Linked DNA regions of Homo sapiens: region 2 is linked to region 1. A link is an interaction called in ENCODE POLR2A ChIA-PET data of the cell type or tissue named here. Cell type or tissue: MCF 10A. All regions are shown on one strand. Each heading gives the region's core, and the rest is flanking DNA. Links, peaks and the distances in the headings are about the cores only. Region 1 has its middle 11 kb from the start of ALPK2. Region 2 overlaps MALT1 (MALT1 paracaspase).

The links. ChIA-PET counts read pairs that join two places held together with the same protein. Peaks named below come from ENCODE experiments on the same cell type or tissue, not always from the same donor. Only the 100,000 strongest peaks of a DNase experiment are listed, where the experiment ranks them.
Region 2: POLR2A ChIA-PET joins it to region 1 with 6 read pairs; 3 of 35 experiments call an interaction of 5 or more read pairs at or near these places.

Annotation. Positions count from the first base shown.
Region 1 is chr18:58,638,674-58,641,588 of GRCh38, forward strand. No RefSeq gene overlaps it. Among named protein-coding and RNA genes, the nearest start is that of ALPK2, 11 kb to the left of the region's middle. In MCF 10A, for the core only: no CTCF peak of the experiment used is centred there; a DNase peak (open chromatin) is centred at 1,288.
Region 2 is chr18:58,725,271-58,728,185 of GRCh38, forward strand. The region is part of intron 10 of MALT1 (MALT1 paracaspase); the gene reads left to right. All of the region lies in intron 1 of LOC105372146 (a long non-coding RNA gene), which reads right to left. Among named protein-coding and RNA genes, the nearest start is that of MALT1-AS1, 55 kb to the left of the region's middle. In MCF 10A, for the core only: no CTCF peak of the experiment used is centred there; no DNase peak of the experiment used is centred there.

The DNA.
Region 1 (2,915 bases), core at 209-2,708:
GACAAAGATCCAGACATACTCAAAGAACTGGTGGAGTAGGAAGTGGAGATAATTCTGCTGCATTCTGAAAACCACACCATTAAAACAGATTAATTCCTGGTGTTCAGAGAACCATTTACATTGCTGATGAATTCATTACTTGTGCCACAATGCTTTCTTACCCATTGCTTGGCTGAAAAGAAAAAAAAAGTCTCAAACCCCATAAGTCCCCATTTTCACTTTTCCCCATATCATAAAGCTGAAATGCAATAACAAACTCGCTTTCCGTTTTTGTCATTAACATAGCAATTTATTCTATTACTCCTAAAGTTTTGAAGACAAATATCAATATCAATGTCTAATTTTGTTGCCTCTCTCTCCAACCAGTCTGTAAGTCTTATGAGATGTTTGCTCACCCTTCTATCTCCAGCAGTTAGTGTAGTGTTTGGCTTGCACTGGCTCAAATGACAGTCCTTGAGTGAATGAATGGATGGCTCTTAGATACACGGTCTTCTCACTGCAGTATATGCTCATTCGCTCTCAAAAGACTAACTTAGCAAATGGCACTGATTAAGGTGGAATGTAAGATCAATCCTAGTTATTCTAAGAAGCCTTAACAGGTACAGCACCAGCCCCAGGAAAAACTAAAAAAAAAAAAAAAAATTTTTTTTTGAGGCTGGGTCTGGCTCTGTTGCCCAGGCTAGAGTGTAGTGGCATGGTCTTTGCTCACTGCAACCTCCAACTCCTGGGGTCAAGCCATCCTCCCACCTCAGCCTTCCTAGTAGCTGGAACTACAGATGCACACCACCACACTGAGCTAATTTTTGTATTTTTTGTAGAGATGGGGTTTCAGCATGTTGCCTAGGCTTGTCTTAAACTCCTGAGCTCAAGCGATCCTCCTGCCTCAGCCTCCCAAAGTGCTGGGATTATAGGCATGAGCCACTGCACCCGGCCAAAAACTGAATTTTTGAAGTGTCATTTCCTAGGCCTTTTCTTTCAATCTCCTTTTCTCCCCATTTTCAATATTTCCTCTGCCCTGACCATGTAATATTGTGGGACCATTTTCCCCTATAATTTTCATATCAGTATAAAAGTAGTGAGAAGAACAAAACATAGACTGCAGGATATTTTCATCTCATCTTATTGTAAGCTTAATAGACCTTAAAGCAGTTAGCTTTGAACTTTACTATGCGTCAGAATCACCCGAGGCTCTCATTCAGATGCAGATTTTAAGGACCCAGAGACTCTCATTCAGCGGATCTGAATACAGGGCCACAAATCAACAGTTTAAATAAGCTCCCAGTGAACAGTACACCATGAATCACTACTTTAAGACATTTATAGACAATCAACCACATTTCACCAGATTGTGTAATCATTTTCTGCCCAGTATTTTTCCAGTCTGCTTTAGGCTAGAGTAAAAGTCTGTGAAAAATTCATACTCAATATACTGTTAGGAATTTAATGCTTTAACATTGGAGAACATTTGCATTTTAAAGAGAATGCCCAAAGAGAGCAAACATTTACCTCAAAGCAATGAAACTCAAAGGTTGATTCTGAGTTTCAACCATCATCACTAAAGGAGTGGGGCAGTAAAAACCACCCTGTTTAATATGCAAATGTACTCTCGTACTATTTAAATAAAGGAAGCAGTCTGATCAGCGAAGTTACCTGTTTTCTGGGGTTTGTTTACACCATGCTGTTTCAAATGTAGGCTTACTAATCTATCATGGTTTAGGCTACTAGTGAGAATAAATAATATTAACTTCAGCTCACTCTTATTAGCACCTCTGCCCCAAGATGTGTGAACCTGGACGTGTTTTATCTCCCAGAGTCTCCTTTGTTAAAAGAGAATGATTACAGCTCCTTCCTTGGGTTATGTGAGGATTAAGTGAGCTACTTATGCACATTCCTAACACCGTACTTGCTATGTAGGAAGTATCCACTAACGGTTGGTAATTGGCACTATGATAGGGGCTGGGCAAGCAGATTTGCAGAGACAAAATTCCTGCCCTTAGGGAGATATGCCCAGGTAGCCAAGGGAGCTAGGGAAGGGACACTTACCAGGATTGGAACAAAGAATGCCTCATGGAAATGACATCTGAGGGTTTTTGATGGATGGGCAGAAGCGTCAGGGAGGAGGATGCAGGGTCTATGGAAGAATATTCGGATAAAAACAACAGCTTGTGCAAAGTGATGAGTAAAAACTTGGCTTGTTTAAGAGAACTGCAAAAATAGTTTAGTATGGATGAAATATAATTAATGGAAAGCATGCATTCCCGTGACCTGTACAGACACACAGGGCCCCTTATTTACAAAGATTCTGTGCTTTTTAAATGTTCTGTTGTTACCATCTTGAAGTTACACATTTTTAGACAAGAGGCCTTGCATTTTTACTGTGCCATGGGCCCTGTCAATTATAGAGTTGGTCCTGAGGGCAGATGTGATAGTACGCTTCATCAGAAAATGTGTAAGTGTAGGATTACTCATAGACAGGGAAATACAGGTATTTATATGAGAGGAATTCATGTAAAAATTAATGTCAGTCCCAGAAAAAAATCTCGAAGAGTGTCACGCACGTTCATGTGAAGAGACCACCAAACAGACTTTGTGTGAGCAATAAAGCTGTTTATTTCACCTGGGTGCAGGCGGGCTGAGTCCGAAAAAGGAATCAGCAAAGGGAGATAGGAGTGGAGCAGTTTTGCAGGATTTGGGTAGACAGTGGAAAATTACAGTCAAAGGGGTTGTTCTCTGGCAGGCAGGGACAGGGGTCACAAGGTGCTCAGTGGGGGAGCTTCTGAGCCAGGAGAAGGAATTTCACAAGGTAATGTCATCAGTTAAGTGAGGAACCAGCCATTTTCACTTCAGTTGCTTCAGGCCATCAGGATGTATATGTGCAGGCTTGGGCTCAAAGGCCTGACATTCCTGTCTTTTTA
Region 2 (2,915 bases), core at 301-2,800, 87 kb after region 1:
AAGATCACACCACTGTACTGCAGCCTAGGCGACAGAATGAGACTTGGAATCTTGGTCTCAAAAAAGAAAAGAAAAACATAAATGAGTTTCATGTTTAGACTTGGGTGGCATCCCCAAGATAACCTCATTATGTATACGTAAATATTCCAAAATCTGGAAAAAAAAAATCTGAAACACTTCTGGTCCCAAGTCTTTCGGATAAAGGATACTCAACCTGTATTTTCAATCTGGCATCAGGGGTGTTGTTTGTTTTTATATTATACAATTGATCTCAGCTTTTAAGGTGCCTACGTGACATAAAAAGGAAAAGGCTTCCAAAACTTCACTAGAAGTGATGAGGTGTAAGGAAAAAATATTGATCAGTTTAGGTTTCTGTATTGGTGAAGTATTTAAAGATTGAGGGAATCATATGAAGAATTACTACCTTGGTTGTTTATTCTCATTTCTTATTGATATTTTCACCTTGGCTTTTAAGCCCTTTGTTTGACTTTTAAAACCAAATCCTGTGGCCAGGGCATGGCGGCTCACACCTGTAATCCCAGCACTTTGGGAGGCCAAGGCGGGCAGATCACCTAAGGTCAGGAGTTCGAGACCAGCCTGGCCAACATGGTGAAACCCCGTCTCTACTAAAAGTACAAAAATTAGCCCAGCGTGATGGTGGGCACCTGTAATCCCAGCTACTTGGGAAGCTGAGGCAGGAGAATCACTTGAACTTGGGAGGGGGAGGTTGCAGTGAGCCAAGATCATGCCACTGCACTCCAGCCTGGGCAACAAAGCGAGACTCCATCTCAAAATAACAAAAACAGATCCTTTAGTTGCCCCTGTGAAGTAGAGAACCAGAAATATTAAAAATTGTGACAAGACTGCAGTTTAGGCTGAAGCTTTGCCCCAATATAAAAACGTCATCTTGGAGTACAAAATAAAGAGGCATGTTAAAGCAAAATGTCAGCTTAAGAAAGCTAGAAAACTTTTAAATCCTACTGATTCGTGTCTTAACAGGGTGGCTGCATTATATTTTGAAGTATTGTGAATATTCCAAACATCAGACACATCTACACTAAATGTAAGTGTGGTAGAGGCTTGAGGGTTTAGGGCATATCATAAAGAAACCTTTAGTTTTTCTTTTGGACTATGCCTTTACCGCTAGTTGATATTACCAGGGGACTCAGTGCTTGAGGGCTGTGGGGGAAGATGGAAGGCAGAGTCACAGGAATTTCAGCATGAACAGCTAGATACGGAGAACAGAGGAACTCGAGTTCATGCCCTTTTATATTATATTGCACGCAGGTTTGTAGAAGAAATAAAAGTTGCAACAGAACAGACAATAATTCAGTTTTAAACATATGTAAACATAAAAAACAGAAACCAAAACCAGAAATAACTGTCCTTAAAAATACAAAAATACATGTCCTTAAAGATAAATAAGGAGAAAGATTTCTAGTTATGTTGTATAGATGGCCAGGATAAAAAGTAACCCTTTGGCCTGAGATCTATCCCTGCATAGCCTTTCTGTGTTCATCGCTTGCTGCAGCTTAGTTGTGCTTTCGTGTAGAAGAACGGTAAAGGAGTCTTGTCGGAATATGGCAAAAGTGTTATTCGGCCTGCAGCGGAGCAGCTGTTCAGTTCACATAGCTCAGTGGTTAAGCAGTGGGCCTTAGCATAGCTAGCCTGGGTTCAAAGCTTTGGCTTTCTGCTGACTTAGCTGTGTGACTGTGGTTCTTTAACTTTTCTAAGCCAAAAGGAATCTACAAAATGGATAGAACTAAATTAATGAGGTTTACAGGATAAGATAAAATAATTATCCCTGTGCCTGGCACACTAAAAATGCTCAAAATATTGTACCTATTATTGTTGTCGTTTCCTGTCAATTTATTAAAGACATTCAAGCACTTTTTCATCTTTAGATTGGGGATTTGGACTAGGTAGCATTCTATTTCAGGCCTCAATGAGAGAAACCCAGCTTTAATCAGTTTCTGTGTATTAAGGGTCTACCTAAGGTTTTTTGGGTTTTTTTTTTGGTTTTGGGTTTTTGTTTGTTTTGTTTTTTGATACGGATGGAGTCTTGCTCTGTCGCCCAGGCTGGAGTGCGGTGGCGCAATCTCGGCTCACGGCAACCTCTGCCTCCTGGGTTCAAGCAGTTCTCCTGCCTGAGCCCCCAGAGTAGCTGGGATTACAGGCACATGCCACCAACGCCTGGCTAATTTTTTGTATTTTTAGTAGAGACAGGCTTCACTGTGTTAGCCAGGATGGTCTCGCTCTATCTCCTGACCTTGTGATCCACCCACCTTGGCCTCCCAAAAGGCCAGGCGTGAGCCACTGCACCCAGCCTGCCAAAGGTTTTTTGTGTTTTTTTTTTTGTTTTTTTTTTTTTTGAGGAAAAAAAGTCAGGGGGTTTAAAGCTGTAGTGTAGTAAAACAGTGAAAAGCCAGTGCACTGACATTTTACGTTGTCTGAGAGTCGAGTTACCTAAAAAGCCAGCAGTAGATTATAGAGACAGTATCATATAGCACAGTAGCGAGGCTGGCCTGCATCTGTATTTTGGTTCTGTCACTTACTAGGCATTTCAGTTTGGGTGAGCTTTTAAACCTCTTCATGTCTCAGTTTTCCCATCTGTAAAAGAGGGATGTTAATATTACCTACTTTGTTGTGAGGATTGTGTGAGGCAATGTAACTAGTGACCTTTCTTGGAACCGTGCCTGGCACATAGTAAGTGCCGTGTAAGCCTGCTGGGGTGGCGGGTGTTGTGCTCATCAGCCACTCACTGTGCTAAGTGGAGTGCATATTCAGTTGAGTGGAAAAGTTTTTCATTTAAATGATTATTTTCTCTGTAGACAAAAATAAATATCTGTGACTATATTCTTGAATCATCCTCCCAAGAAATAAAACTCCCTAAAGATCTAATTTGCAGAATTGTA